2 separate regions of the Homo sapiens genome follow, and region 2 is linked to region 1. A link is an interaction called in ENCODE POLR2A ChIA-PET data of the cell type or tissue named here. Cell type or tissue: K562. All regions are shown on one strand. Each heading gives the region's core, and the rest is flanking DNA. Links, peaks and the distances in the headings are about the cores only.

The links. Peaks named below come from ENCODE experiments on the same cell type or tissue, not always from the same donor. Only the 100,000 strongest peaks of a DNase experiment are listed, where the experiment ranks them.
Region 2: POLR2A ChIA-PET joins it to region 1 with 5 read pairs; 2 of 35 experiments call an interaction of 5 or more read pairs at or near these places.

What each region holds. Positions count from the first base shown.
Region 1 is chr1:182,306,178-182,322,155 of GRCh38, reverse strand. LINC01344 (long intergenic non-protein coding RNA 1344) reads left to right here and starts at 8,095. Exons shown (of 3, transcript NR_104175.1): 1 at 8,095-8,208; 2 at 8,371-8,666. In K562, for the core only: no CTCF peak of the experiment used is centred there; DNase peaks (open chromatin) are centred at 6,784 and 7,225.
Region 2 is chr1:182,102,756-182,118,733 of GRCh38, reverse strand. LOC105371642 (a long non-coding RNA gene) reads right to left here and starts at 8,663. Exons shown (of 3, transcript XR_922341.3): 1 at 8,524-8,663; 2 at 3,382-3,483; 3 at 86-1,223. In K562, for the core only: no CTCF peak of the experiment used is centred there; a DNase peak (open chromatin) is centred at 3,854; H3K27me3 peaks cover 4,399 bases.

The sequences.
Region 1 (15,978 bases), core at 3,292-11,291:
CAAGGCTGGGGGATTGCTTGAAGCCAGGACTTTGAGACAAGCCTGGGCAACAGAGGGAAACCCAGTCTCTACCAAAAAAAAAAAAGGATTTTTTCCAAGGAGAATGACAGCAGAGCTTTTGTTTATGTGCTTTTTAGGGATAACAGATACCATTGGTGAAGCAGGAATGTCTTTTGCAAACTGGGACCTTTGCATGAGAAGATTCAATTAGAGATAGATAGATAGATAGATATAAAAATGTAATAATATGTATTGTAATTATATATGTATAAATTATGTAATATAATAACATATATTTTACATTTTTGAATATATGTATTTTGGGGATAAGGTAAGAATCATAACTTCCACCGATTTTTTTTTTTTTTGAGATGGAGTCTCCCTCTGTCGGCCAGGTTGGAGTACAGTGGCACAATCTCAGCTCACTGCAACCTCCACCTCCCGGGTTCAAGCGATTCTCCTGCCTCAGCCTCTTGAGTAGCTGGAATTACAGGCGCCCACCATCATGCCCAGCTAATTTTTGTATTTTTAATAGAGACAGTGTTTCACCACGTTGGTCAGGCTGGCCTTGAACTGCTGACCTCAGGTGATCCACCTGCCTTGGCCTCCCAAAGTGCTGGGATAACAGGCATGAGCCACCGTGCCCAGCCACTTCCACTGATTTTTTAAAAAGGGGTCTAGGACGTGAAAAAGTCTGAATCATTCATTCATTATTCATTCATTCAACAATTTTTTTTTGAATGCTTATTTTATGGAAGGCACTCTACTAGGGCCAGGTAATGTAATGGAAATATGGAAATAAAATACACATGTTCCTACCCTCATAGCACTTACATTCTAGTGAGAGAACTAAATGATAAACAATAAACAAATAACACACAAAATGTCACCTTAGGACAGACTGCAAAAAAAAAAAATAAGCTAAGAATTACTGATCTGACTATACTTTGTATTTCTCTCTGGATTTTATATTTTTCACTTTCCTTCTGAGAAAGTCAAATTTCTCTAAAAACATACCCAATTTAACTTCTCAGTTATAATTTAAAGGATAGTTAAGTCTCTAAGTCCTCCAAACCTCCACTTCAATGGTTTTTTTTGTTTGTTTGTTTGTTTGTTTTGAGACAGAGTCTCATTCTGTTGCCCAGGCTGGAGTGCAGTGGCATCATGTCGGCTCACTGCAACCTCCGTCTCCTGGGTTCAAGCAATTCTCCTGCCTCAGCCTCACAAGTAGCTGGGATTACAGGCACCCACCACGATGCCCAGCTAATTTTTGTATTTTTAGTAGAGATGGGGGTTTCACCATGTTGGCCAGGCTGGTCTTGAACTCCTGACCTCAGGTGATCTGCCCACCTCTGCCTCCCAAAGTGTTGGGATTACAGGCGTGAGCCGCCACACCTGGCAATGGGGTTGTTTTATCCACCAGGCTATTGAATAGATGAATGCTGCTTTCCTCCCTGCCTTGCAGCCAGGCAGGCAGGATCATTCCAGGTCTCTAGAAATGACAGGTCTGTTTGCCCAGCATGAGCAATGTGGTTTCCCATTGCAGAATCTCCCTCCCGGTAGATTGCAGCTGCTGCTTGTGCAAGACTGAATGATCTGAAAGACTCAGAAAAACAGACCACCAAGATGTACCAGTGAATTTTTAAGATTTGTGGGCCGGGCGCGGTGGCTCACGCCTGTAATCCCAGCACTTTGGGAGGCCGAGGCGGGCGAATCACGAGGTCAGGAGATCGAGACCATCCCGGCTAAAACGGTGAAACCCCGTCTCTACTAAAAATACAAAAAATTAGCCGGGCGTAGTGGCGGGCGCCTGTAGTCCCAGCTACCTGGGAGGCTGAGGCAGGAGAATGGCATGAACCCGGGAGGCGGAGCTTGCAGTGAGCCGAGATCCCGCCACTGCACTCCAGCCTGGGCGACAGAGCGAGACTCCGCCTCAAAAAAAAAAAAAAAAAAAAAAAGATTTGTGAACTGTCAGGATATTGTTCAAAATTGTATCAGAGATTAAATCTTTGCTTATTGCTAAGTGAATTTTTCATATGTGCATATCTGTTTTATTCAAATGCAAGTGATTTACACAAACCCCCATCTGCAATCCTTAAGACACTCACAGAATGATGCAGTGTTAGGTAACTAGAATTGTGTCTATTTTTTTGTTGTTGTTGCCTCCCCTGCCATACCTTTTTTTTGAGACGGAGTCTGTCTGTCACCAGGTTGGAGTGCAGTGGTGCAATCTCGGCTCACTGCAGCCCCTGCCATCCAGGTTCTACAGGTTCTCGTGCCTCAGCCTCCCGAGTAGCTGGGACTATAGGCGCACACCACCATGCCTGGCTAATTTTTGTATTTTTAGTAGAGATGGTGTTTCACCATGTTGGCAGGCTGTTCTCGAACTCGTGACCTCAAGTGATCCATTCGCCTCAGCCTCCCAAAGTGCTGGGATTACAGGTGTGAGCCACTGCACCTGGCCATCGTACCTGTTTTCGAACTGGTTGTTCTAAATTCATCTATGTGAGTGGGCAGTAAAAAGAAGGGGTGACCTGTCAAAAGTCTTACAACTCAAAGAAAACAAAAAATAAATAAAACAAAGAAAATAAAGTCCTACAACTCAATGGCAAAGGTGAAATTCAAATCTAAGACATGATTTCTAGATCTCTGCTCTCCAGGCACGAGATTAGATCCGACAGCCTGACTCAGATTACACCTGTTATGTGCATACGATATTATCAGAATGCTGTGGGGCTCCAGCCTATTAGAATTTTCTGTTTTAGCTGGGAGTGGAGACTCACGCCCCTCAGCATTTTCGAGGCTGAGGTGGGAGGATCTCTTGAGCCTAGGTAGTCTAGGGTGCAGTGAACTATATGACAGTGCCACTATACTCCAGCTTGGGTGACAGAATGGGACCCAGTCTCTAAAAAAAAAAAATTAAATTTAAAATCAAATTTTCTGTCCGGTGCTGTGGCTGCTCACGCCTGTAATCCCAGCACTTTGGGAGGCCACAGTGACAGGATCGCTTGAGCCCAGGAGTACAAGACCAGCCTGGGCAGCCTAGTGAGACCCCATCTCTCCCCGCCAAAAATAAAATATTTGCTGGGCATGGGAATGTGTACCTGTAGTCCTAGCTACTTAAGAGGCTGAGGAGGGAGGATCGCTTGAGTCTGGGAGTTCGAGGCTACAGTGAGTTGTGATCACACCACTGCACTCTAGCCTGGGCGACAGAGTGAGATCCTGTCTCTTTGGTTTGTTGTTATTGTTGTTGTTTTCTTTTGAGACAGAGTCTCTTTGTCAACACTGTCTCTTAAAAAAAATTTTTTTTCTTGTCCTTACTAGTTTTAGGGAAGTTGTCACGCCATTGACTGAAAGGCCAGTTCTGATTTAGAAAAAAATAAACCTTTTCAATTAAATATGAAGATGTAGTTGTAACACTTTGGTCCCAAAACACAAGTAAATGACACTTAAAAGATGTTGGTGAAGGGCATGGACATCACTTGGAAAGTGAGTCATGTAAGGTTAGCAATGAGATACCATCAGGTTCCCAGGTGAGTGTCTGAAGTCCCACTGGTTGTCCAAAGAGGGTCTGAATTGGTTTGAACTCAGCTGTTGACTTCTCTTTTTCATAACCTTTCTCCCTACATCCATCTTCACTGAGATTCTCCCTGCCATTTCTTAATATATTGGATTTGATGAGGAGATGACATTCCCTTCCTCTGAGAGTCTCTTTGGAGACAGGCTTCAGGTCATGGTATTCCAGCATTTAGGCTACATGGCAGCCCTCCAGTGAAGGCATTGGAAAGTGTCAGAAAAGGAAATGGGCCTGAACTGGAGAGACAGTCCAGCTTCCTTCCCAAGGAGCCATCGGATATTTATAGAGAGCCAGGCCTAGGATGTATGCCCATTGCTGAGAAGGTTTTGTGGCCCGATCTGGTATACATTAGAGGCTCTATCTTTCCATCTCCTCAGTTCATGAAGCGTTGATTCCTGGCCTAGGAGAGACTGAAAGCCAAACCAAACAGGGGATTTTTCTTCCTTCATAGTTATTGTGAGCCAGCCAATTCCAGGATTTAAGCTCAGGCTTGTTAGGCTTTAGTCCTTCTGGGAAATGCCATCTGTTCAGAGAATGGCTTTCTGGGCAGCACAAGTGCTATTAATTCTATTCTAGTGTAGTTGCTGAATGGCAAGGCTCATATTATCCTTCACCCTGGGGGCAGGGAGAAAGGGTTAGGATCAGGCATTTGCCACCATTAAATCCACCCTCTTTTTTGTACGGTCTGCCTGTTGCCCCAGTTCACTGCCACACCCTCACCCCACACATACACAACAGACCTCTCCTTTAGTTTTCAAGCCACTAGGCAATTGAAATGTTTGTGTGAATTTTCACATAAAGTCTAGTCTTTGTGTCAAATGTGCAATAAGCCTCAACATTTGCATAGAGCAAACAAGGAAGTCTTGTTAGGAAATTTGTTCCTTAGGAGCTTATGTCTTAAATTGGACTGGTGCCTTTTGTTGTCACAGTTGTTTTTATAATGACATGCACATAGGTTTGCCTTTCTGAATTCTTATGTTGAATCTACTGTTGGTTGGCACCTGCCACTAGCATAAATTTCTACTCTTTCAATCAGTGGGACAAATTCACATGCCAGTCGAGGCTGATTCACCTGTTTAGGGCTGTGAGTGATTTGAAGAGGACTACCTTCTCAGCACTTCTTTGGCCCAGAGTCACAGGAACCCTCTTCTCAAGAATGTGGTCCTGGTAAGAGAACTTGCAAAATACTTACAGATTTCAGGAGTCCACAGTCCCAGGCAGAAGGAGAAGAGATATATCTGCTGGTTTGAAATCCTGGAGACAAATTTTTGTCCAATGCCCAGGAAAATTGGTTTTCTGACCAAAGACTCAGGGAGACTGGAAACTCTTGGGATGTGGATGACAGAGGAAGGGGTTAGGGATGGAGAAGGGAGTAGAGATGCATGTGTTCGGGACAGAATCAAAGACAGCATTCTTGATTTCTCTCTCCTTCTTACTCTTCATAATCTATTAGCAGGCCCTGTCAGTCCCACTTTCAGATCATGTCCTTGATGTCATTCACATCTCCCTACCTTCACTATCATCACCCTAGCCAAGCCTCTGCCATCTCTCACCTGGTCAACCCCAATACCTCCTCTGACTAGTTTCTGTGTATCTTCTCTTGCTGCATTCTAATTCATTCTCCATGTAGAAGACAGGGAAATCTTTTGCAATTGCAAATTAGATCACAAGGCTTTCCTGCTGGCATCCCTTGGGCCACTCTCCTTTGTTCCTGGAATTCCATCAAGCCACCTACCATGGCCTACAGAGTCCCCGGTGTTCTGGCTCCTGCTCACCTCTTTTAAGTCTTCTCATTCCTCTCTCCCACAGCCACACTGCTCCAGTCACATGGCCTCCACTCTATTTCTGGCCAAGCATTTCGGTTTTTTGTTTGTCGTCTTCTTTTTCTTCTTCTCCTTCTCCTTCTTCTCCTTCTCCTTCTCCTTTCTTTTCCTCTTCTTCTTCTTCCTCTTCTTCTTCTTCTTCTTCTTCTTCTTCTTCTTCTTCTTCTTCTTCTTCTTCTTCTTCTTCTTCTTCTTCTTTTCTTCTTCTTTTCTTCTTCTTTTCTTCTTCTTTTCTTCTTCTTCTTCTTTTCTTCTTCTTCTTTCTTCTTCTTTTCTTCTTCCTCTTCCTCTTCTTCTTCCTCTTCTTCCTCCTCTTCCTCTACCTCTTCTTCTTCTCTTCTTCTGCTTCTGCTTCTTTCTTTCTTTTTTTAATAGGGAGTCACTCTGTTGCCTAGGCTGGAGTGCAGTGCAGTGTCCCAATCACAGCTTACAGCAGCCTCAACCTCCCAGGCTCAAGAGATCCTGCCACCTCAGCCTCCTGAGTAGCTGGGACCACAGGTGTGTACCATCACACCCGGCTAATTTTAAAATTTTTTCTAGAGACAGGGTTTCACCATGTTACCCAGGCTGGTCTTGAACTCCTGACTTCAAGCAATCCACCTGCCTGGGCCTCCCAAAGTTCTGGGATTATAGGCATGAGCTACTATGCCCAGCCTAATATGGATCATTTTAAGCCCTCCTTAATGTGCATTAAATACTGTACTTGTGTTCGGGCATGGTGGTTCATACCTGTAATCCCAGCACTTTGGGAGGCTGAGGCAGGAGGATTGCTTGAGCCCAGGAGTTCGAGACCAGCCTAGGCAACATGGGGAAACCCTGTCTCTGCCAAAAATACAAAAAAAAAAAAAAATTAGCCAGGCATGGTGGCATGCGCCTGTAGTCCCACCTACTTGGGAGGATGGTTTGAACCTGGGAGGTGGAGGTTGTGGTCAACCGAGATGGCACCACTGCACTCCAGTCTGGGTGACAGAGCCAAACTCTGTCTCAAAAAAAAAAAAAAAACAACTATACTTGTTTACTGAATGATTGTTTATTTGCCTCCACTTACCCTTTGAAATTTACCAAAGATAAGTGACTAGGATTATCAACCATTCTTTATTTCCCTGTTCCATCTGTTTTGAGTTAGGAGAAAGACAAAGCAAAATGCAATCTCACCAACAGCAATATCAACAAAAGAAATCCCTTGAGCCATCTAGCCCCTAGCAGCTAGACAAGGAAGGCAAATTGGGATTAGGAAGAAGTGGGTAACCCGGAACGGCCACAGTAGGGATAAGCAGCTTCAGCAGCCAGAGATTTTCCCTTACTCTTAGGAGGTGACATAAGCAACTTTCCCAGAACCGTCTTGACACAAGCAGTAAATTAAGTAAACAAGGCAGAAGGTCGCCAGAACCTGGTCTCACCCAGTCCTGCTGCGACTCTCTGGCATCATGTGGACTAGGAAGCTGGAGGGGAAGTCTTCTCATCCACCAGTCCACCTAAAAACAAACCTAAAAACCTTTCTGCTTGTGTGGAGGAGCAATTGCAGAACTTGTAGTCAAAGCATGGTGTTGTAAGGGAAATCACTGTGGGGACTTGAAACACCCTAATGATTTTTTTCCTAGCTCTCCTTTTAAGGGCTTCTGGAGACAGAAGGGGATTAAAACTTCAAATGAGGGAAAAGTAAAAACTCAGTTAACTCATTAGCTGGGCTCACCTAATTAATCTTGGTAGCCTGGGGCACAATTCAACCCAACAGAATTTACTTATCTATGGAGACTTTAATAAGCTCTGAAGCCAGAGGCCCTGCCCCCATTGCTGTGGGATGGGAGAGTGGGTGAGGGGAGAAGGAGATAAGGCTTGGAGGTGACTAGTTCTGGGGACAAAAGAGCCCTAGGCAGGAGGACCTGGCCCATGGCTTTGCTCCCTTCACTGGATCTGAGTCTTCCATTCTAACCTACTTTCAGCTCCACTTACTCATTCAGCCATTCATTCATTCCACAAATGTTAAGTTCCTGCTATGCCCCAGGCTTGCTAGGGCTGTAAATTGACTACAGTGTTAAACAAGATATGCAAGATCCCCAACTTCTGGAAATTTACATTCTAGTAGAAGGGCAGACAATTGAAAAATAAACAAGAGCCAGACATGGTGGTTGGTGCCTGTAGTCACAGCTACTTGGGAGGCTGAGGTGGGAGGATCACTTGAGCCCAGGAGTTCAAGACCAGCTTGGGCAACACAGCAAGACCCAGTCTCTACAAAAAATAAATAAATAAATAATACAAAACAAACGAAGCACAGGTAAGCTGAGAAGTTCTGTGGAACAATTAAAGTGCGTACCCACTCAGTAAAGACCTCTTTCAGGAAGTGACATTAAATCCAGTATCTGGAAGGAAGGCTTCCTCATTGCTTCATTTCATGCTTTGGAGATTTTATGAGTGCATTTCTCCATTCATCAAACATCTAGTGGTAGTATATAGATGAAATACTTTTTAAAAAAATTTAGTGAGCACCTTTTACGGCCAAACCCTTTGCTTGCTGGGCACTGCCAAAGGAAAGATAGACAAGTTAGGGATCTCCCCTAGAAGAATTTATAATTGAGTGGCAAAGCCTGACAAGTCAACAAGAAAACACTTACAAAGGATGATTTGGCACAGCTGAGCCAGATGGTCTCTAAGGTCATTCCTTTGTCTAAACATTCTATTGTCTAATAAGTTCCTACTGCATGTCTAGTACTTTGGGGATGCCCATTCTCTCCAAGGCTCTCATAGCCTAACTGTAGAGAAAAGGCTTACATGTATGACATATTAAGATTGTAGAAACCAGCACCTGTGGTAAATGATTCCTATGTTCTCACTTTGGCACCTATCTACCCTAGAGACCACTGAGGCTTTTAAGATCAATTAGGCCTAGCTCTTCCTCCTTAACCATTTTTTGGATTTCATCTAGTTTATGGCAAAATATACGCACATTGCGTTTTTGTTTTTTTTTTCCAGGGACCTCTGAGAGGGTCTGGAATTAGGGTTCAGGTACCATCCATCTGTTACGTGCTTTGAAGATGCCACTCCATCTGTGGGATTCAATTTACATAAACTGAAGACTATTCTTCTGAGTTGAAGTGAGGAGAGGCATCAATCACACTGGAAAATTATTTGATCTCCTGGAAGCAAAAAGTCCACCATGAAGTTGTTCTTGCCATGGACTTCTAGAGGAGCTGACTGTCCTTTGGGAAGCTACAAATACAGCCTTAAAATCTGTTAGCAGGGAAGAGAGGCTTTTTCTGAGTGATCAGGTAGGTGAATCCTCCTTTTCCTCCTTTTTTCTCTTTTCCATAGCCATCTGCAATCCCAACCACCCCAATCCCCTGATATTTTGCTGAAATCGCTTCCACTAAATTCCTGATGACCTCCAAATCCACTTGTAACTATGGAGCATCCGCATCTCTTGAAATTCTGTTTTTCTTTGGCTTTTGGGGACACCTCTCTTCCTTGGTTCTTGTTCTGTATTTCTGGCTGATTATCTTTTAATCTTCACCTCCTTTGGCTGCCCTTTGAAATGGGTATTCCTGGAAGTCCTTAGTTTCCTCCTTTACTCACTCTATTCACAGTTTTGGGGCATTGATAACCAAAATCATGACTTCAGTTTCCATGTAGACATGGATTTGAAAACGGTGGGATTAGCTCTCCAAAGTGCATATGAGGTCCTTATCTGTCATCTGATTTTCAGACACACGTATTAAACTGCCTGCTAGACTTTCATTGGGTGAATTTAATTCCTAAACCAGCTGTCCTTTGTTCCAGTCTTAGAGACTGGTACTATCAAAAACCTAGGGGCTATTTAGACTTCTGCTCTCTGTTATATCATTTGTTCAGTGGAAATATATTGATCTTTTACTATATTCTAGGCACTGGGCCATGTGCTATAGGTACAGCCTCTGCCCCAAAGAGACTCATAATCCAGAAGACAGGTAAACAATCAGAGAAACACACTGTATGATGTAGTCAGAGGGATAAGTACATGAATAGAAGCACGTACTAGATGCAAGACATAGAGAAAGCACAGCAGAAGGACTGACCAGGAGATAGAATAGGAAGAAAGTCTTCCTTCAGAAGCTGATGCCTAGGATGGGTTGTGAAACACAGATGGGACCAGGTGCAGAGGTGCATGCCTATAGTCCCAGCTATTTGGGAGGCTGAGGTAGGAGGATTGCTTGAGCCCAAGAGTTAGAGCATGTAATGTGCAATGATGGTGCCTGCGAATGGCCATTGTACTCCAGGGTGGGCAACATAGCCAGACACCATCTCATAAAAAACAAACCAACAAACAAAACAAAGGGAATGGAATTCCCATGACAAGCAGGGGAGGTGTGGTGTTTTAGGCATTTCAGACTTCATGTAAAAGGTATGGGTGCGTGAAACCAAATAACATTTAACTAAAAAATATGGTCGGGCGCGGTGGCTCACACCTGTAATCCCAGCACTTTGGGAGGCCAAGGTGGGCGTATCACGAGGTCAGGAGATCGAGACCATCCTGGCTAACACGGTGAAACCCCGTCTCTACTAAAAACACAAAAAATTAGCCCGGCGTGGTGGCGGGTGCCTGTGGTCCCAGCTACTTGGGAGGCTGAGGCAGGAGAATGGTGCGAACCCGGGAGGCAGAGTTTGCAGTGAGCGGAGATCGTGCCACTGCACTCCAGCCTGGGCGACAGAGCGAGACTCCGTCTCAAAAAAAAAAAAAAAAAAAAAAAAAAACACAAACAAACAAAAAAAATGAGCAGTTTGATATTGATGGAGTATAAAGTTTAAGGCAAGGGGAGATTTGACAGGAGGTGAGCCCAAAGTAGTAGGTAGAGGCCAAATCATAAAGGGTCTGTATAATAATAAGAGCAATAATAGCTACAATTGGCTGGGCTCTGGCTCATATCTGTAATCCCAGCACTTTGGGGGGCTGAGGTGGGCAGATCACTTGAGGCCAGGAGTTCGAGACCAGCCTGGCCAACATGGTAAAACCCCGTCTCTACTGAAAATACAAAAATTAGCCAGGCATGGTGGTGCATGCCTGTAATCCCAACTACTTGGGAGACTGAGGCAGGAAAATTGCTTGAGCCCAGGAGACAGAGGTTACAGTGAGCTGAGATCGCGCCACTGCACTCTAGCCTGGGCAACACAGTGAGTGAGACTCCATCTCAAAAAAAAAAAAAATAGTAATATTAATAATAATAGGTACAATTTACAAAGTACACTTTACCTACAGAACCACTAGTGCTCAATCACCCTGTATTATTATTCACACTTTACAGCAAGGGACCTAAGAAGCTGCATATCCGATAGTTGTTTAGCTGAAATCCACATCCAGGATTCTTTGATTCCAAATTGTAGGTGCTGGCCAAGAGCTTTGGCTTATGCTTATAATCCTAGCACTTTGGGAGACCAAGGAAGGAGGATCACTTGAGCTCAGGACTTTGAGACCAGCCTGGGCGACATAGTGAGACCTCATCTCTGCAAAACAATAAAAACAAATTAGCTGAGCATAGTGGCACACACATGTAGTCCCAGCTACTCAGGAGGCTGAGGTGGAAGGTTCCCTTGAACTCAGGAGTTCAAGGCTGCAGTGAGCTATGATGGTGCCATTGCACTCCAGCCTGGGTGGCAGAGTGAGCTTTTCTCCCTCTTTCTGTCTCTCTCTATATATACATATACATATATATATGTGTGTGTGTATGTATGTGTGTATATATGTATATATATGTTTGTGTGTGTATAGAGATATATATATAACCAAAGCTTAAGCTCTTTGCTGTCTACCATGCCTCACTTGCACGATGCCCAAATGTCCTTCCCTCATGGGGTTTATAATCTAGTGTAGGAAACATTAGCATCCACATGTCTGTCCTTTTGTGTGAGTCACTACTTCAGTTGGAGGAACTGGCACTGAAGCTATAAGGATGGAGGAGGATTACAAAAGCCAACCATGGCAAACCCATCCTTTTTGACAGTGGTTGGTTTAAAAACCAAGGCTTAGTCTATCAACTGATTAAAAGATATATAAAATGTGGTATATTCATACAGTAGAATATTATTCAACAAGAAAAAGGAATAAAATACTGATACATGCAATAACATGGATGAACCTTGGAAACATTATGCAAAGTGACAGAAGCCAGTCACTAAGGACCTCATATTGTATAGTTACATTTATATAAAATGTCCGCAATAGACAAATCTGTAGAGGCAGAAAGTAGAGTAGTGGCTGCCTAGGGCTGAGGGGAATGGGGGAGTTGGAGGATGGTGGCTAAAGGGTAGGAAGTTTATTTTGGAGATAATGAAAATATTCTAAAAGTGATCGTGGTGATGGATACACAACTCTGTGAATATACTAAAAGCTATTGAATTGAATACTTCAAATGTTGAGTTGTATGGCATGCGAATCGTATTTCAATAAAGCTGTTTTAAAAAAGGCTAAAGTTAACAGTCCCGTAGAGGAAAAAGTATTTAGTGCAGGGTGAAGAAGGCTGGATGCCATGAATTGGGAGGGGAAGGGAGATGACCTCTGCTGTTTGTGAGGTCAGAAACTAGGGTGAGGCTGCCTTGGCCACAGATGGTGGTGGCGTATGGTTCTGAGGTAAGTAGACACGTTTTTAGTTCCCTAATAGTTCTTTCCCCTGGCTTCCCAGGCTTCCTACCCTGCTTCTTCACCACCTCCCACTTTGCAGATCATCTCTAGCATCATCCAAATCTGACTTAGGCAGTTCCCTACTTAAAATCCTCCTGGGGACTCTTGCTGCTTTCGGGATAAGGCCCAAATCTTCACACTCCTTTGCCGGCCTATGAAGCGCCTTGTGGTGTTGCCCTCCCACGCCTCTGCTTTTGTCTCCCACATGTATCCACAGCCACACTGGTTTGTTGTCTCACACCTCTGCTTCTCCCAGGGTGCTGAAATTCCTGCCTGGAATGCCCTCCCCCTTGCCTGACTTCCTAATCCACCCACCATTCAGTGTGGCTCAAATATCACCTCCTCCAGGAAGATTTGGACTTGTCCAGGCTGGGCTAAAGGTCGTCCCTCTTTTGTGTTCCTAGCACGCTTTTATGTACATTCTGGCTGTCTAATCTATGCACTTGTTATTACCCGCTTCTAATTGTGTTAGTTTCAACTCTTAGTCTGAATTCTTACTACTTGACCTTGGCCAAGTTACTTAACCTCTCAATATACTGATCAAAAAGGGGATTAAAAACAATATCTTCTTCCTAAATGTGCTGTGAAGATTAAAGTTATTAAAAATATGAAAAAATGTGTTAAAGCCATATATAATATACTGTATATATTATATATTAAAAATATATGTTCAAATGCTTTGCACAATGTCTTGCACAGTGTAAGCACTACATAAATGAAGATTTTATTCTGGCTGTTATTATTGATCATTCATACTAAACTATAAGCCCCTTGAGAGTAGTGACATACTTATCTAGTCTACTGCCTGACATCTGGTATACTAGTATACTGCCTGACATCTGGTAAGCATTCAGTATCTACCTGGGTCTATGTCTCTCCCATGTTTTCCAGGCTGGCTTTGCCACTTTAAGTATTCTGTATTCACAAAGACTTGGTAAAACTATAACTCAACTCAATTTTTTTTTTTTTTTTTTTGCTTTTTCTTAAGTAATCCTCCCTCCTCAGCCTCCACATAGCTGGGATTACAAGTGTGTGCCACCCATGCCTAACTCTACTCTTGGACTTTTTGATTTTCAAAGAATGTGGTAGTGTGGGGGAGGAGGAATTTGCATGGGGAAAAAATCCAGCTTTCTGAGACAGTCCCAGAAGAGATGAAGAAAGATGAGTTTTTTTACTTTGCCTAGGTGCCTGGAGGCTGGGAGGCTTTATCTGAACAAGAATATCTGCCTCATCCTTGAAGACAGAGAGGGAATCATTCCTTTCCATGTTTTTATTGGAACATTTGGAAATCCTGAGAACCGGGAGTTCATTTGTCAGATAAAGGCTCAGGCGAATGGGGAGCTAGACTAGATGGAGTAATTATTGTGGGTATATTTTCCAAACTCCAAAGAGGACAAACTACGGCTCAAAAGAATTGTTTTTATCCTGATTTGTGATTTTATTTATATAGAAAGTTGTGCAAAGATATAAAACATTGAAACTGCATGAATGAATTATCTTTATTAAAGATAGACAAAAGAAACAAGTGTAGTCAAAAATACTTCAGTGTTTGTAATGCTTTATGATAAAGAAGGTTTAATTCACCAGGCACATTGGCTCGCATCTGTCACAAATAAATAAATAAATAAATATATAAAGGCCTGTTGTGGTGGCTCACGCCTGTAATCCTAGCACTTTTGAGAGGCTGAGGCGGGAGGATGACTTGAGCTCAGGAGCTCGAGACCAGCCTGGACAACATAGTGAGACTTCCATCTCTAAAATAATAAAAATAGGCCAGGAGTGATGGCTCATACCTGTAATTGCAGCACTTTGGGAGGCCGAGGCAGGTGGATCACTTGAGGTCAGGAGTTCAAGACCAGCCTGGCCAACAGGGTGAAACCCCATCTCTACTGAAAACACAAAAAATTAGCCGGATGTGGTGGTGCGTGCCTGTAATCCGTTACTCGGGAGGCTGAGGCAGGAGAATTGCTTGAACCCAGGAGGTGGAGGTTGCAGTGAGCCAAGATTGTGCCACTGCACTCCGGCCTGGGCGACAGAGTGAGACTCCATCTCAGAATAAATAAATACAGAAAGGAAGGTTTAATTCAAGTTTTATTGCCCACTTTCACACTGAGCTATCTTTTTTTTTTCTTACTAATTTCCAAGAGTTCTTTAAGAATATTGGTTATGATTCCAAATACATTATCTCACTTAGTGGCTTGCTTATTTATTTATTTATTGAGACAGTGTCTCACTCTCATCCAGGCTGGAGTGCAGTGGCGCGATCTCAGTTCACTGCAACCTCCGCCTCCCGGGCTTAAGCAATCCTCCCGCCTCAGCCTCCCAAGTAGCTGGGACTACAGGAACATGCCACCAGGCCTGGCTAATTTTTTATTTTATTTTTTGTAGAGATGGGGTCTCACTATATTGCCCAGTCTGGTCTCGCACTCCTAGGCTCAAGCGATCCATCTACCTTGGCTTTCCAAAGCTAGGATTACAGGTGTGAGCCACCGCACCCAGCCTTTTTTATTCTTTTAATGGTGTCCTTTGATTAACAGAATATTTACTTATTTTTTGTTTGTTTGTTTGAGACAGGGTTTTACTCTGTCACCCAGGCTGGAGTGCAATGGTATGATCTTGGCTCACTGCAGCCTTACCTCCTGGGTTCAAGTGTTCCTTCCACCTCAGCCTCCGAATTAGCTGGGACTACAGGTGCACTCTGCTACACCAGGCTAATTTTTAATTTTTTTGTAGAGACGGGGTTTTGCCATGCTGCCCAGGCTGGTCTCAAACCCCTGGACTCAGGCAATTCTCCTGTGTCAACCTCCCAAAGTGCTGGGATTACAGGTGTGAGCCACTGTGCCTGGCTCAGAATGTTTACATTTTAATGGAAGTCTACATTATCACTCTTTTCTTTATGGATAGGTATATGTGTGTGTGTGTGTGTGTGTGTGTGTGTTCTATTTAAGAAGTGTTTTCCAGGTGCAGTGGCATCTGCCTGTAGTCCCAGCAACTCTGGAGGTTGAGACAGGAGGATTGATAGAGCCTAGAGGTTTAAGGCTGTAGTGTGCTATGATTACACCTGTGTATAGCCACTGCACTCCAGCCTAGGGAACATAGTGAGATCTCATTGCTTAAAAGAAAAAAAAGAAATCTTTGCCTGTCCCAAGGTAATGATGATAGTCTATGTTTTCTTCTCAAAGCTTTATTAATAAAGAGAATGTCTAGATGGCTAATAAACATATGAAAAAATGCTCAACATCATTATTTATTAGGAAAATACAAAATACAAATGAAAACTATAAGAAGGTACTTCTACACCAGAACAGTTAAAAAGTAAATAATACAGGCCGGGCACGTGGATCACGCCTGTAATCATAGCACTTTGGGAGGCCGAGGCAGGAGGATCACGAGGTCAGGAGTTCGAGACCAGCCTGGCCAATATAGTGAAACCCCGTCTCTACTAAAAATACAAAAATTAGCTGGGTGTGGTGGCATGTGCCTGTAGTTCCAGCTACTTGGGTGGCTGAGGTGGGAGAACTGCTTGAACCCAGGAGGCAGAGGTTGCAGTGAGCTGAGACCATGCCATTGCGCTCTAGCCTAGGTGACAGAGCGAGACTCCATCTCAAAAAAAAAAAAAGAAAGAAAGAAAAAGTAAATAATACAACAAAAACTTAGAATATCAAGAGTTGAAAAGGTTGTAGAGCAATGGAACTCTCATATTCTGCTGGTAGGTGGGTAAATTGGCACAGTAGATTACTGCAATCACTTTGAAAACTTTTTGGGCCATTGCACTCCAGCCCGGGCAACAGTGCAGGAGTCTGTCTCAAAAAAAAAAAATTAAAAAAAAAGAAAACCTTTTGGGCAATATCTACCAAAGCTGAACATAAGCCTACCCTATGACTTAGCAATTTCATAGATAGGCTTATAACCAACAGAAATGTGTAAATGTA
Region 2 (15,978 bases), core at 3,699-11,698, 200 kb after region 1:
GTTATAGTTATATATAGTTATATATATGACTTTATATATAATATAAAGCTATATATTTTTTAAATTTATGAAGATAATACTGATGTTGTTGGGACAGAAGCCTGAGAATTGAGCCTTTTTGCGTCCCCTTTCTCTCTCTGTCTCCTCCTCAGACCCTCAGATTTCCACCTGGAGAAAGGGGATGAGAGTAGAATGAAGTTGAATCATCTTGACTAAGGGAGGTGGTTTCTTCATCAGACATGCCCTCTTAACCTGGGTGGTAGTTGGAAGCTGAGGCAGGCAGGTAATAGGTAATAGCAGCCTAGTTAAAGCATGGAGACTGCATCAATGCCACCCTCAACCCCTCAACAAATGGGGCACAACTAGAACAGGATGTTTAGGACCAGAGAACGCTTTCACATGCCTGAGAACAAACAGAGTAACTGGTCAGCCTATCCGCTGATTTGTGAGATCAGCCCCTTGGAAGCCTTTTCTTCCATCCCAGGCATTATGACTTCAATTCAACAACTCTTAAGAGATGCACAGAGGAGCTTGAATCAGGAACATGGGGTTCAATGGTTACAATTCCCAAAGATGTCGAAAACAAAGTTTAAAAAGTATGTGACCATTTTGTCAATTATGTTTTCTCTATAAAATAAAAAAAAAAAGAAGCTTCGGGTATCACTGACATGTATCTTAAGATTTAGAGTTACACAAACACTCTAGTATATAATTTTTGAGCTTCCGCACTAACGTTAAGCATTAATAATTACTGATCAGTTTAATCTAGGCCATAATGTTATATACAGTAAATGAATTGTTTCTGGAAGTTTCTAAGAACAATTCTGAAATATGGATGTGGCTGTGGAGAATGAGGGTTTTTCTTTTCAATAAAAAATAAACGTTTTTTCTTTTTGCTCCTCCCCTGACTTTATTTTTTACAACAGTTTTAGATTTACAGAAAAATTGCAAGGATAGTACAGAGCTCCATGCACCTCTCCTTCAATTTTTCCTGTTGATAACATCTCACAGGAGTATGGTACATTTGTTATGATTAACAAATATTGATACATGATTGTTAATTAAAGCCATACATTAGAGAATGGGGATTTTACAGAAGGTTGGCATTAAAACTTCCCTGAAGTATCTAAACTCAGGCCTTTCACATGGCGGAGAGAAGCCTTTGCTGCCTTTGGATCTTCCCATTGCCATTCCAGACTGCCTGCTGCTTTCCCGAGTTCTTTCTGCAAGGGGCAAAATGTTTTCTGGTCAAAAAACTTGGTTGTCCATCATGCAGCAACAGCCACATGTCTTTCTTTTAAGTTGTTCTCAAAAACAATTTATAATAGCAGTGGAGTGAATTGGCTAAGAGTGGTGATTTTGGAATCAAATAGATTAAAATCCAGTTCTGTCACGTATAAGCTGTTATTTTATCAAGCTTTATTTTTCTCATCTGTAAGGGGAAATGATCATAGTGTCTTCCTCATTAATTTGCTATGCGTATTGAATGAAAATGTTTCAGAAGCACCCAGCATCATGCCAGGCATATAATACTAGTTCAATACTGGTACCTATTGTTAAGCTTAACAGGTGAGCTTTTTTTGAGAAGCAACTATGGTCAACAAGCTAGTCAATGAGTAATCTAGATCAATTTGATGAAAAATAATTTTTCCAACAAAGATCAGCTTCAAAGAGCAGTGGGGAGAAGAGACATCGTTGTGGAAGCATAAAATTAATTGCCTGAAGAATTCTCTTCAATTGGAAAGAACAAGGCAAGTATAGGGACTACTTATGTGAAAACATGTGAGGAATCCCAGCCTGGGCAACATGGTAAGACCCCATCTCCACAAAAAATACAAAAATTAGCTGGGTGTGGTGGTGCATGCCTGTAGTCCCAGCTACTCAGGAGGCTGAGGTAGGAGGATTGCTTGAGTTCAGGAGGTCAAGGCTGCAGTGAGCCGTGATGGTGCCACTGCACTCCAGCCTGGGTGACAGAGTTAGACCTTGTCTCACAATAAACAAACAACACATGCGAGGAGGTACCCACAGGCTTTTTCTTCTTTACCATTCTGCTTGAAAGATTAAGGCATCAGTAAATGTTTAGAGCAGCAGATATCTCTATTAGAGGCATTGTTGAGGGACAGATGATGTCCCAGAGGGAATTAGGAGCGTTATGGAGACCTGGCTCCTGCCTTCCTATTCTCCCCCTCCTCCCTCACCACCTCTTCCAATTCTGCAGCTCTGTGGATCTACTGCAACACATCAGACAGGCAGGCTCTCTGGGCTGGCCAAGTCCTTTCTTGCTGTACTCCTTCTGCCTGGGTGCACCACCACACCTGCACCTGGCTATTCATCAAGACTCAGCTTGGCTATCTCTTCCTCTGGAAAGCCTTCTCTGGTCACCACCACCCTGGTTAGCACATGCTCCCATAGGTTTCCAGTCTCCATTCTTAGGCTCTAACCCACTGCATCACCTCTCTGCCTCACTCTGTTGGGAGTACCATAGGTACACAAGTCTAGCATGGTACCCGGGATGTGGTGAGAGCTCAGAAAATATTGCCTCGTGCCTATTCTCTGAGCATCTCCAAGCCCAAGGGCTTTTGATTCTTCCCTCAAATGCTGAAGTGGAAACAGTTAGGGGAGGCACGTAGATGTAGCGAACGTTGCCTAGCTACACCTGATGCATAAAGGAGAAAACTTTAAAGGTGTCTCTATAAATAATATAACTAAAGCCAGTATAGGATTAAACAGTAACAGATAAATTATTTCATGCAGTGGTTTCCAAGCCCCAATGCAGGAAATGATGTTGGTCTGTTGTGAAGTTTTCCCAGGTTAATGGGGATTCTCCTCAAAAAATGGCCACTGGTCTCATGAGGGTATTCAGTGCTGTGGGCAGGGACTCTTGGCTAAGAATGGCCCCAGAGAGGGGGTCGCCCTGGTGTCCACTTCCTTCAGCACTCCCAGGAGAGATGCTTGGTCTGTCCTAGCCCACCTTCCTAAATATTGTGACCACTATGACAATACAGTGGAGGCAGCAAAAGTGAAGCAACTCCTTTGAGGTCACACAGCTACTAAGTTTTGAAATTAGGATCCAGGCCCATCTGTCTGACCCAGAGCATTTAACCTCTGTATTCCTAAGCAACCGGCATTTACTCATGTTGTAGGCTTGGTGCTCAGAAGGATAGAGTCTTCCTGTATGAGGCTGAGCTGGCAAACCCAGGTCCATTTTACATGTACATGTATTTCCAGGCTGGATGGCATTGGCGTCCATTTATCATTTAGGAAACATTTTATACCACCTAATTCCCTTCCCTCATTATCCTGTGGGTCTCTCTAGGACTGGGGAGGAAGGCAAGATTCCAGGGTGGATAGAGAGGTATCTTAATACCTTATAATACTTACCGCACAGTAGTCTCTACTCTGCACTTGAGGATTACAGTAGTATTCTCAGAGGGAGGATTACTGCCGTGGGTTGAGTAGCTCTGTAATGGACTCCAGAAGTCCCTAAATAGGTAAGTTGGATAAGAGCTTGGTATTTCTTTAAATAGGTAAGTAGGTCATTGCTGGGATTTGGTAATTGTTTTTAACATATAAGATTATTTGTAATAACCTTGGTATTTTCTTGACATAAAATTTAGTCTTATATAAAACACCCACTATAAGACACTCAATAACTTTTTGGTTAAATTTTTAGCACCTTATGGTCTATAGGACAGCACTATACCTGCAGCTGCAGCATAGATTCCCACCCAAAGAGGCCCTGGGCCCCACAGCAAAGTATTCTCCAGGTGTGACTCCACACACAGCCCTAAGCAGTGTGGGCTGAAGAGCCCCTAAGATCAGGCGAGCCAGCCGGCTGTGTTAGAGGAAGGTGCTCCCCGACCCTGCTGAGCAGCTGCGATAGGGGGAGCCGTTATTATTTATCTCAGGATGATCATCTCGACTGAAAACATTCCTTCCCTCTAAGGTGGTGACCTAGATCAGAGGTCAAATGTGAGCTGATCAGAAATGAAAACCCATCAAGCAGCCATGGAAACAGAAGCCGAAGGCAGACCCACATCTTTTCTCTGGCTTCTGTCGTTTGAGACCCAGAGCGAGTATAGCCTTGCTGTTCCCTCCCTGGGAGTTTATTCTGTGGTTTTGGCACAAGACGGCAATCTGGGGGAGAAAGCAAAGTCTATGGATATGGTTGCCTTTTCTCCTCTAAGCCAACTAGTGCCTTGTTTTTCTGTGAGCCTGCCACTGTGGGAAAATTGCTAGAGTGTAAAGTTTCCCTCTTTGTCCCCAGCGCACTTCATTTACCAGTGAGCCAAGCTGGGAACAGAGCCGCCTCTCACACAGCTCATGAATGACTCCATTTTCTCAGGGCAGCCTGTGCCTGCCCATTGTCTAACTGTCATGGCCTCTTGTATAGGTGTTCCCTGCAGTCCAGGCTGTTATGTAATGCCTGGGCAGGGAACACTGCGTGAGGGCAAGAGAGATCAGAGAGAGGAAAAACCCAGAGGGAAACCAAGACCAAAACGTCTTCCTGGAGAAGAAAGCGGGGGAAATGCTAGCCATTTGTCAGCTCTTTTCCTCTGGCTTGTTTGCCTGAGTGATAAACTTTGATTGCTGGCATACAAAGCCCCACGCTGGCTCCAGGAGCACTTCTCTTTATATCTATAAGACAGGATATGCAGTTCCCCTACGCCAGGGCAGCTGCCACCTAGGTCCTCCCACAGGACTGTGACAGAAAATCCTCCCCCTCTCTTATGGCCTAGGAGCAAAGGACTTTCCCTCTCCCAAGGCTCCACTTTCTGTTTCTCCTTCTCCTGCTATATCTTTGGCCCAGTGAGCTTCTCAATCCTGTTCAGAGAAGCACACACCTTCCGTGGGCTCACCTGTGGCGATTTCCAGGTAGTCTTGACTCTTCATCAGGCTCAGTGTTGAGAGGCAGCCATCACTTGGCATCCATGAATGGCACCCTTACCCCCATAGTTGTGTCACCTGGCTGCCATGTTCTGGGCTTATGTGTTCCCCATCATTCCTTTTGGCCACACTACCAGTATTGTGGTAAAATGAAGGGAGGTGAAGGGGTGTGTATCATTCTCTGTCTGCCCTAGCATCCCCTGCAAGCTTGTTCTGTAGAATACTAGCCCTGGGCTGGGCGCAGTGGCTCATGTCTGTAATCCCAGCACTCTGGGAGGCCGAGGCAGGATCACCTGAGGTCAGGAGTTCGAGACCAGCCTGACCAACATGGTGAAACCCCGTCTCTACTAAAAATAAAAAAATTTGCCAGGCGTGGTGGTGGGTGCATGTAATTCCAGCTATTAGGGAGACTGAGGCTGGAGGATTGCTTGAACCCAAGAGGCAGAGGTTGCAGTGAGCTGAGATTGCACCATTGCACTCCACTGGGTGACAAGAGCAAAACTCCATCTCAAAAAAAAAAAAAAGAAAGAAAAAAGAACACTAGCCTGGGAGCCACAAGAAGAGACTTTACAACAAGTAAAATAGGATTCCATGGATAGATATCATGGGGGAACGCTATATACTCTACCCCACTCTTATAAAGTCACAATGATTATTAGCATAATAAGACCCTGAAATGTTTGCAGTAAAGAAACCGATATCACTGTGGCGTAACATTTTCCAAACTTACTGAACATCTGGTCTACAAGCTCCATGAAAACAGAGACTTCACCTATTGTTCATGGTCGAATACACACTTCATAGCTCTGTTTGTGGGTATTCACTAAGTGTGTTAAACTGAAGTGAATTTAACTGAATCTTCATTCCAAGTTGTATCTATTAACCCTGCAGAACTAAGGTCCCACAGAACAAACATTGGCAAATGCTGGTTGATACCATGCACTAATGCTATCAATTACAATGACGAGATGGGAACACGAGCACAGGGAGACCCACGCGGAAACTTTTCTGGTCCTCACATGAGAACAGGCTGCAGAAGATTGCTCTGTTCCCAGCTCTTTAAAAGTGCCTGGCCCACCCATGAGCCACTCCACAGGGAAGAGGGTATGTGCATGTTTCTGGTGCTCGCACAGACCCCTTTCTGACTTGTCCCCCTACCCTCTCTTGTTTTGCTCACCCTGTTCTTTGATCCCTTGGCTTTGGAGTCTGCCTCACATTAGGTTCTTCTGATCTGATGCTTCTCTTTGTTATTAAAAAAAAAAAAAAATCGGCCGAGCACAATGGCTCACACCTGTAATCCCAGCACTTTGGGAGGCCAAGGAGGGTGAATCACCTGAGGTCAGGAGTTTGAGACCAGCGTGGCCAACATAGTGAAAACCCGTCTCTACTAAAAATACAAAAATTAGTTGAACATGGTGGTGGGCACCTGTAATCCCAGGTACTTGGGAGACTGAGGCAGGAGAATCGCTTGAACCCAGGAGGTGGAGGTTGCAGTGAGCTGAGATTGTGCCATTGCACTCCAGCCTGGGTGACAAGAGTGAAACTCTGTCTTGAAAAGAAATCATGAAAAAAACCCAAACAAAACCCAAAAATCTTATCTCAAGCTTGCTAACTTTGGCTTAGTTAGGTGTAAGAAAACCCTAGATTTGGACTGGGCGCAGTGGCTCATGCCTATAATCCCAGCACATTGGGAGGCTGAGGCGGGTGGATCACCTGAGGTCAGGAGTCGGAGACCAGCCTGATCAACAGGGCAAAACCCCAACTCTACTAAAAATAAAAAAATTAATTGGGCATGGTGGCAGGCACCCATAATTCCAACTACTTGGGAGGCTGAGGCAAAAGAATTGCTTGAACCTGGGAGGTGGAGGTTGCAGTGACCCGAGATCACGCCATTGCACTCCAGCCTGGGTGACAGAACATGACTCCATCTCAAGATAAATAAATAAATAAATAGAAAACCCTAGATTTGAATCCAGATTTTGCCATTTCCTGGCCGTGAGATTTTTAGAAATTTCTTGGGCCTATCAGAACCTCATTCTCCACTGTGTAAAATGAGGATAGTAACACGTGCCTCAGAGTTGTTGTGAGAATTAAATGAGCATGTAAGCCTTGCACAGTGGCTGGCATTTGGCCAGGGCTTGGCACATGGCTGCTATTATTACAATTGTTCCTCCCTTTCAGCTCTGAGCCTTGCCTGCCGCCTTCTTTTGGGCATCCGCCCAACTCCAGGTGAGCCTCTTTCTCTCTCTGCTAGGTTAGCTCCATGAGACCCAGCTGGCTAGGACTCTGGTCCAGATTTCCTCTGCCTCTGGGGACTTCTCCCTCCTCATCGGTCCCATCATTGCTGCAGCCTTCAGTAGTTCCTTGGACTCATCCTTTTACCACTTTTTAATCTCTTTTTGGGGCCCCCATAGAAGGAAGTAACCCTTCATTAGCCGAATGTTTTGTAGTTTACAAGATTCTAATACAGCACCCCACTTAATCCTCATCACATTGCTCTGCCTGAGTTGTCTGTCTACAGATGAGAAAAAATGTGACTCAGTGACTGCTTCACTCACACAGCAATCAAACATCAGAGGCTGGATTGGTATGCAGGTCTGGCTTCAGATGGAGCATCTCTGTCAGCCCTCACCACAGCTGCCACCTGGATAACTGTGAAGCATAGTCCTATCCTCTGGACCCTCAGGACCCTGCCACTGCCATCCACTTTCTACCTCCACTTAACGATCTGGCACAGCAATAAAAGAGGCCTGTAGGGAGAGGGCATGGGGTGAAGGAAAGAGATAGAGGAGGAAAGGTAAGGTACTGGAGTAAAGAAAAGAACAAAGGGTGGTCTTCCCTTTTAGACGTTCTTTATATCCCATCTGCAACAAATGTACAAGACCTAGTGACACATTCTAGATCATGTAGGCATCTAGGATGCCTTTGTCTTTGTAAGTCACAGAGCCTGTGGATGTGGGTTCCTGTGAAGGAACAAAACATGGTCTGGTGCAGTAAGCAGAGGGCAGCACCATGGACAGTCATCCACCTGTCTTCTAATCATGGAGGCACGAGCGCTAGAAATATAGTAAGTAGCAAGGAGAGGAGAGGAAGGGAGGGGGGAATCTTCTTTCTCTGTGGAAAGAATCATGCACTCTGAAAAGCAGGACTTTCGCGTTCTTCTCTGGGGGTGGTGAATACCGTTTTTGGAAAATCAGGAATGTGATACACATGTACAAGAAAGGAATGGTCATCCCTTACCCTCTGGTCTGGAGGTACCAGGCATAGCCTGTCACATGCTTCTCTTCCTTCTGGACCACTTTAATTATTCTTTCTTTCTCTAGCTTCCCAGAGGCCCTGAATAAATATCTCCTGTGTTATATTCACCCAGTAGCCTGGAAACAAAGAGTTTAAAACACTCTGACTTGTCATTTCTGTCTGCCATAAAGAGCACATCAAGAACCTAAATTTCTACTTTTTTACAGAAAAGGGATTAAATAATACTTCTGGTTTGAGCTCAGGTCATTAGGGGTGTTCTCATTACATATTCCTGCATAAGAACCCCTCCAAAAATGTAGTGGCTTAAAACAGCATTTGTTTCACACACAAATCTGCAGTTTTGGCAGGGTATAGAGAAAATAGCTCATCTTTGCTCACCTGGCATCAGCTGGAGCTGCCCTGAAGCTTCATGACAGACATGCAAGTGAATGAGCCTTCAGAAGTTTCCAGCTCCCAGCCTTTGTCTGTCAGTTCACTGGGAAGATGCAAAAATGAGAGCTAAAATAGCTGGGGTTCATTGGGCCTCTCTCTCCCTCTACATGATATCTCCACATGACCTTTCCAACATGCAGCTTCAGGGTAATTGGATATCATCATAAAGAGCAGCTCAGTGTTCCCAAGGTGTGGGTTGCCTCCCCGCCCCCGCTCCCCGCCACACATTTTCACTCTATTATCCAGGCTGGAGTGCAGTGGCACAATCTTGGCTCAATGTAACCTCTGCCTCCTGGGCTCAAGCAATCCTCCCACCTCAGCCTCCCAAGTGGCTGGGACTACAGGCATGTGCCACCAAGCCCAGCTAATTTTTTTTTTTTTTTTTTTTTTTGAGACGGAGTCTTGCTCTGTCACCTAGGCTAGAGTGCAGTGGCGCGATCTCGGCACACTGCAAGCTCCGCCTCCCGGGTTCACACTATTTTCCTGCCTCAGCCTCCCGAGTAGCTGGGACTACAGGCGCCTGCCACTGCGCCCAGCTAATTTTTTGTATTTTTAGTAGAGACGGGGTTTCATCATGTTAGCCAGGATGGTCTCGATCTCCCGACCTTGTGATCCGCCCGCCTCGGCCTCCCAAAGTGCTGGGATTACAGGCGTGAGTCACCACGCCTGGCTACGCCCAGCTAATTTTTGTATGTTTAGTAGAGACAGGGTTTTGCCATGTTGCCCAGGCTGGTTTCCATCTCCTGAGCTCAAGTGATCCACCCGCCTTGGCCTCCCAAAGTGCTGGGATTACAGGCATGAGCCACCATGCCTGGCCAGGTTGCCTTTCATAACCTAACTTTAGAAGTTATTCAGTATCATTTCCATGACACTATACCCATTGAAGCAGTCACAAAGCGAAGGGGAGATGGACTTCATTTCTTATTGCAGATGGAGGTGGCAAGGTTCCAGAACAATATGTGAGACTAGAAATATAGCTGTGGACATTATTTGAAAATTCAACTTACGACAAGGGTTAAATCAATGGAGGGGACACAAATGTGTTGGGTTACTCGTTTCTGAGCTGTCAGACACTGAACTAATGAACTTTTCTTTTGCCTTTTGGGGGTTATAAGTTGTAAGAGAATAAGCAATAAAACCAAATGGAGAACCAGTCATTTGTAAAAAGCATTCACTCCCTTCTTCCCTGGGTCGCTTCTTCAAATCACTGGCAATAGGCATCACCATTATTGTTATAAAGCTAAGGGAAGCTGGGGTTTTTAGAGCAAAGGTGAGAAAGTTGATAGCGATCGTCTGGATTAATCGCAGGGGGCAGAGACCCTCACTAGCTACTGCTCCAGCAACTGAAATAACCAACTAGGGAACTTATCATTTCTGCTGAGAGAAGAGTTTTACTCTGAGGTACCAGGGAGATGGTTCCATGACATAAATATAAGGAATTGGTTAGGATGAGGAATGAATAAAGGCATAAAACAATGTACGTTCCAATCCCACTAGGAAGGAAGGTAACATATTAATAACGATAATATATTAACAAATGGAGCACCATCCTACAGAACACTGAGTCTCTTTTGATGGAGAAGATGAAAAAAATGTCAAAATATGTGAGGGCCCCAAAATGAGCAAACGAGAGCTCAGTATCAACGTGCCTATCTTGCTGTGTTTAAAAAAAAAAAAAGCTTTGAAAATAATATGATAATCACCCATTTATAAGCTAGAAAATATAATGGATCTTTAAAATATAATATTCATAGTTATAGATATTATTTAAAATTAAGAGAAAAATACACTCAAGGAACAACAAAATAAACCCCACCCATCGAAATGACTAAGACACCTAGACAATATAAATTCTAATTTTGATTAATCTTAATGATTATTATTCAATTTAGTTTTTCAAACTGTTACTAAGGGCCTATTAAATGCCACCATTAAGCTGGAGTGCTTCAAGTTTCTTACAGATAGGTGAGGGTGACAGTCATAAAAAACTGATTATGTGGGGTGGTCTTGTTTTGTTTGTTTGTTTGTTTTAGACGGAGCCTTGCTCTGTCATCCAGGCTGGAGTGCAGTGGCAAGATCTTGGCTCACTGCAACCTCCACCTCCCGGGTTCAAGCTATTCTCCTGCTTCAGCCTCCCAAGTAGCTGGGATTGTGGGCATGCACCACCACATCTGGCTAATTTTTGTATTTTTTGTAGAGATAGGGTCTTACCATGTTGATCAGGCTGGTCTTGAACTCCTGACCTCAAGTGATCTGCCTGCCTTGGCATCCCAAAGTGCTGAGATTACAGGCTAATTATGTGTTTTGATGACACTTTGCCATAGGAGCATGTGGAAGGGCCACTTGGACTAGACTCAAGAGGCAGAAGGTGATTCTTGAAGAATAAGTAAAGTTTTAAATAGGGGGAGAAGTAAGGGAAGAGAAATTCATGCAGAAGGAACAGCAGGAATACTTGGAAGTGTACGTAATATGTTTGGCAGTTTTAGACCACGGACCTCACAAAGGTGAACAGTGGAAAAGGAGGTTTGAGAGATAGGTAAGGGCCAGATTATGGAGAGTTTACCAACTGTGGCAAGGAGCTTAGACTGTCTGTGGACAGTAGGAAAGCACCAAAGGGCTTTAGGCAATGTTGTGTCAGTGTTTGATCTCTCTGTGGGGATGGTCCAGAGAGGATAAAGGTGAGACCAGTTAAAAGGCCAATGCTGACCTCCAGGTGAATAGTGATGAGAACTCACATTAGAGCAGTCACAGTAGAGATATTCGGGGTGGGGCAAATGTGAGAAATATGTAGACACTGACTCACCAAGCTTGGTGATTTGGATAGGATGCAATAAGAGATAACCCCTAGGATTCTGGTACAGGCAACTGGGAGGATGATGCAGTGACACCAGATACGGTAGTAAACACAGAGAAGGAGAATAAATTAGTAAGGGAAAAGGAGATGATGCTGAGTCCAGTTTGAGGCATGTTGAAGCTGGATTGACAGGAATAGGTCCTTCTAGTATTTGGCACTGGACCACCATCCGATAGTCTTCCCCAGTCCTAGGGACTCCTAGAAAGAAACTAGGCTAGTCTTGATCTTGATAATCTCTTGTAATATTTGGGATAGGGGAGCAGAGAATGGAAGCCTGGAATTTATAGACGTGTTCCACTTATACCATTTAAAAATTTTATCTTGAAAAGGAAAATTGAACAAGGAAGACACCTGATATACTAGATGAGGATTAATTTAGGTTGAGAAATATAATCCATATAGAAACTATCTTCATTTGAATTTTATGTATTTCATCCTTTTACTTATTCTTTCTTTTACTTACAAATACTGTCTGAATACATACTATGCTAAGTGCTAAGGATATAAAAGCAAATGAGATATGGAGAACATCCTTAAGAGACTCACATTTGCATATTAAATTATTTTGACTTTTGTAGCTAGCAGTGCAAAATTCGGGTTCAATTTTAAACAATCAGTTTTTTCAGTTGAGGCTAAAGATGGTTTAGTGTTAAACAAAAGAGTACAGGATTTATGGCTAGGCTTATCTGAGCTATTCTAGATGCATCACCCTAGATAAATTAGTTAGACTAGCCAAGTTTGAAGAAGGAAAATTAATTCAGAGCAATTTTCCTGTTGAAGATAACCAGAAACTTTTTTTTTTTTAAAAAAAATGAGAACCAACAAGAGAGAGAATATAATTACTGAACCAATTTGGAGGCTTAAAAAGGTAAATTGGAAGATAAGGCTGCTCTATCCTGGGAGCATTTGGCAATTCATGAGGGGTTGGAGAAAGGGTAAGAGGCTAAATTAAGGGAATGGATTATATTCTAGGGCCTGCCAAGATGAGGAGAGTTGCTGGTAAATCTCCCCATTTCAAGTTGAGATACTGAAGAAGAATGAACTTGAACTACATAAGGCTTCCTAGACACTTCAGTTTACAATAATCTCAACTGCCTGGCAAAAGCAAATGTAAGTCCTTTCTCAATGAAGAATACATTTCTATAAGCAATTCTGCACGTACAATTATTAGCACATAATTTAAATATAGCCACATGAGGGCAGGTACGGTGGCTCATGCCTGTAATCCCAGCACTTTGGGAGGCCAAGGTGGGTGAATCACTTGAGGTTAGGAGTTTGAGACCAGCCTGGGCAACATAGCAACACCCCATCTCCACCAAAAATACAAAAATTAGCCATTCTCAACCCCATCTCAAAAAAAGTAAATACATAAAAATTAAAAAAATAAAAAAATAGCCACATGAAACAGGAAAATATGACTAATAAAATAGCAGAAACAAGGACAGTAGAAATAGATCCACATGAAGTCTTACAGATCCACATAGAGTCTGATTATTTAAATAACCAAAAACATTTTATAATATAAACATGTTGTGTCAGTCAGATTTCCAACCAGACACAGATGGAACCATCAAACTATGATAATATGAGGGATAATATTATTCCTTAATAAAGGAATAATTTTCAAAAGTATGGGTTGTGATGGGGAGAGATGGGGTCCAATACTCTGGGGCTATGAACAATGAGGAGGCTTTACCACCTGTAGGCTTGAAGAGTTACAGGGAGGGAGGAACTATCAGAATCTAGAGACAGAGAGTCTATGGTCAGGGAATGTGGCCAGCCCACAGTGACCCCACAGGAAGAGATCAGGTAAATCAGTACCGAATCTCACTCTCCTCCTTCCCTGTGGTCCTACTGGTACTTTACTTTAGCCAAACACAGCTAGAAGCCAGAGGACAAGAAAGTTAATTGATACAGTCCATGCAGATCAGGTTCCTGGAGAGGCAGCAGAGTGGAGAGAGTGAAGATATATCCATAGAGGTGAACAGAAGTATATAACATGTGCTGTTATTTTTTCAAGAAAATAAATGATTAAGGACTTAGCAAACTAGAAACTATATAAAAGAAACAAAAAGAAGTTCTAGAATTAAAAAATATAGTAGTCAAAATTAAGAACTCAATGAATAACTTTAGCAATTGTTGAGACCCAACTGAAGAGAAAATTTGTGAAGTGGAAGATAGGTCAGAAGACAATCATAGAATAAAGCATGAAGAGGAAAAGGATGGAAAGTCTACAAGAGATGGTAAGAGGTGTAGAAGATATAGTGGGAAGATCTAGTATATGTGTAGTTAGAGTATCAGCAGGCAAATAAAAGGAGGAAATAATGGAAGCAATATCTGAAGAAGTAGTGGCTGAGAAATTTTCAAACTCAAATACAACTAGAGAAAAAGGGACAGATTACTCTCAAAAGAGCAACAGTAAGACTTAGAGCTGACTTCTCAACAGTGGAAGCCAAGAGGCAGTGAAATTACATCTTTAAAAGGCTGAAATAAAATAGCTGCCCATCTAAAATGTTATGATAAGAATTTAAAAATCTATCAAGAATGAAGATTTTTTTAAGTTATTTGATTTCATTTTGTTTTCAGACAGGGTGTCTCTCTGTTGCCCAGGCTGGAAGGCAGTGGCACAATCTCGGCTCACTGCAACCTCTGACTCCTGGGTCACCTCAGCCTCCCAAGTGTCTGAGACTATAGGTGCACACCAACACACCTGGCTAATTTTTGTATTTTTGTATTGGATGGGGTCACACTATATTGCTCAGGCTGGTCTCAAACTCCTGGGCTCAAGCAATCCTCCTGCCTCAGCCTCCCAAAGTGTAGGATTACAGGCGTAAGCCACAGGACCCAGCCAAGAATTTGTAAGAAAAACTGCATTAAAACAAAAACCAAGGAAATTGTCACCAGCAGACTCATAACTGAAGAAAACATTAAAAAGTTCTTCAGACAAAACAAAAAAGTATTTCAGTTAGCAAGTTGGAGATCAAGGGAAGAATGAAAAGCAAGTCAAGAATAAATATGTGGTTGAGTCTAAATAAATATCAACCATACAAAACGGTAGTACAAAGTATGGGGAGTTTAAAATGTACAGAGAATCAAAATTCACAATAACAATGATTGGGAGAGGAAATCAATGAATTAACATCTAAAAGAATTAGTAAAAACTAGTAATTAGTAAAATTAGTAAAAACAGGTAACTTCCAAGTTAATAAATGGGAAAAGTGAAATAATCAAAATTCATCTGTATATAAACATACATATATGTGTGTATATGTATGTGTACATATACACACATGTATATGCATATACATGTGTAATCAGTATTCATCTGTATATATCAAACTTCATCTGTATATAAACATACATATATGTGTGTGTAATATATGTGTGTGCATGTATATGTATATATGTATACATATATGTATATATACACATATATGTATATACATATACAGTGATAGATTAATTTGCTTAACTATAAGTAATCATTTCACTATGTATATGTATATCAAAACAGCATGGTATAAACCTTAAACATGTACCATAAAAAGGCACTGTTGGGGATAAGAAAGACCTACTTCATTATGATAAAGTTGAATTCACCAGGAAAATATAATTCTAATTTTCTACATACTGCTAACATAGCCTCAAAATATACAAAAGAAAACAGAAAAACAAATTCACTATCACAAATGGTAGACTTTTAACATACTTCTCACAGCAAATGGTATAACTAGCAGACAAACATTATTAATCATATAGATTTGAACAACACAATCAAATACACTTGACCTAAAGAATACTTACAAGACATGCACACTATAATTGCAGGGTACAATTTTTTTCCAAGCACACAAGGAAAATTCACAGAAATTTACTATATGGTAGGTCATAATGTAAGTCTCAATAAATTGCAAAATATTGAAGTAATTCCAAGTATTTCTCCGGGGAAAAAGTGACAAAGAGATAACTAAAAAATCCTCATATGCTTGAAACTTCAAAGAAATCATGATGGAAATTAGAATAAAAAAATGTGAAAACATCATTTTCCCCAAAACTGATCTACAGATTCAATGCAATCTCCCTGCCACAACCAAAAAAAAGAAAGAAAGAAAATAACAGTTTTTCTTTTGTGGAAATTGACAAGCTGATTCTAAAGTTTTTATGGAAATGCAAAGGGATAAACACAACCAAGACATTCTGGAATAAAAACAAACTGGCAGTGGTGGCTCACGCCTGTAATCTCAGCACTTTGGGAGGCCAAGGCGGGCAGATCACGAGGTCAGGAGATCGAGACCATCCTGGCTAACACGGTGAAACCCCGTCTCTACTAAAAATACAAAAAATTAGCTGGGCATGGTGGTGGGCGCCTGTAGTCCCAGCTACTTGGGAGGATGAGGCAGGAGAATGGCGTGAACCTGGGAGGCAGAGCTTGCAGTGAGTCGAGATAGAGCCACTGCACTCCAGCCTGGGCAATAGAGTGAGACTCCATCTCAAAAAAAAAAAAAAAAAAAAAAAAAACAAAACCTGGGAGGACTTGCTCTACTGGA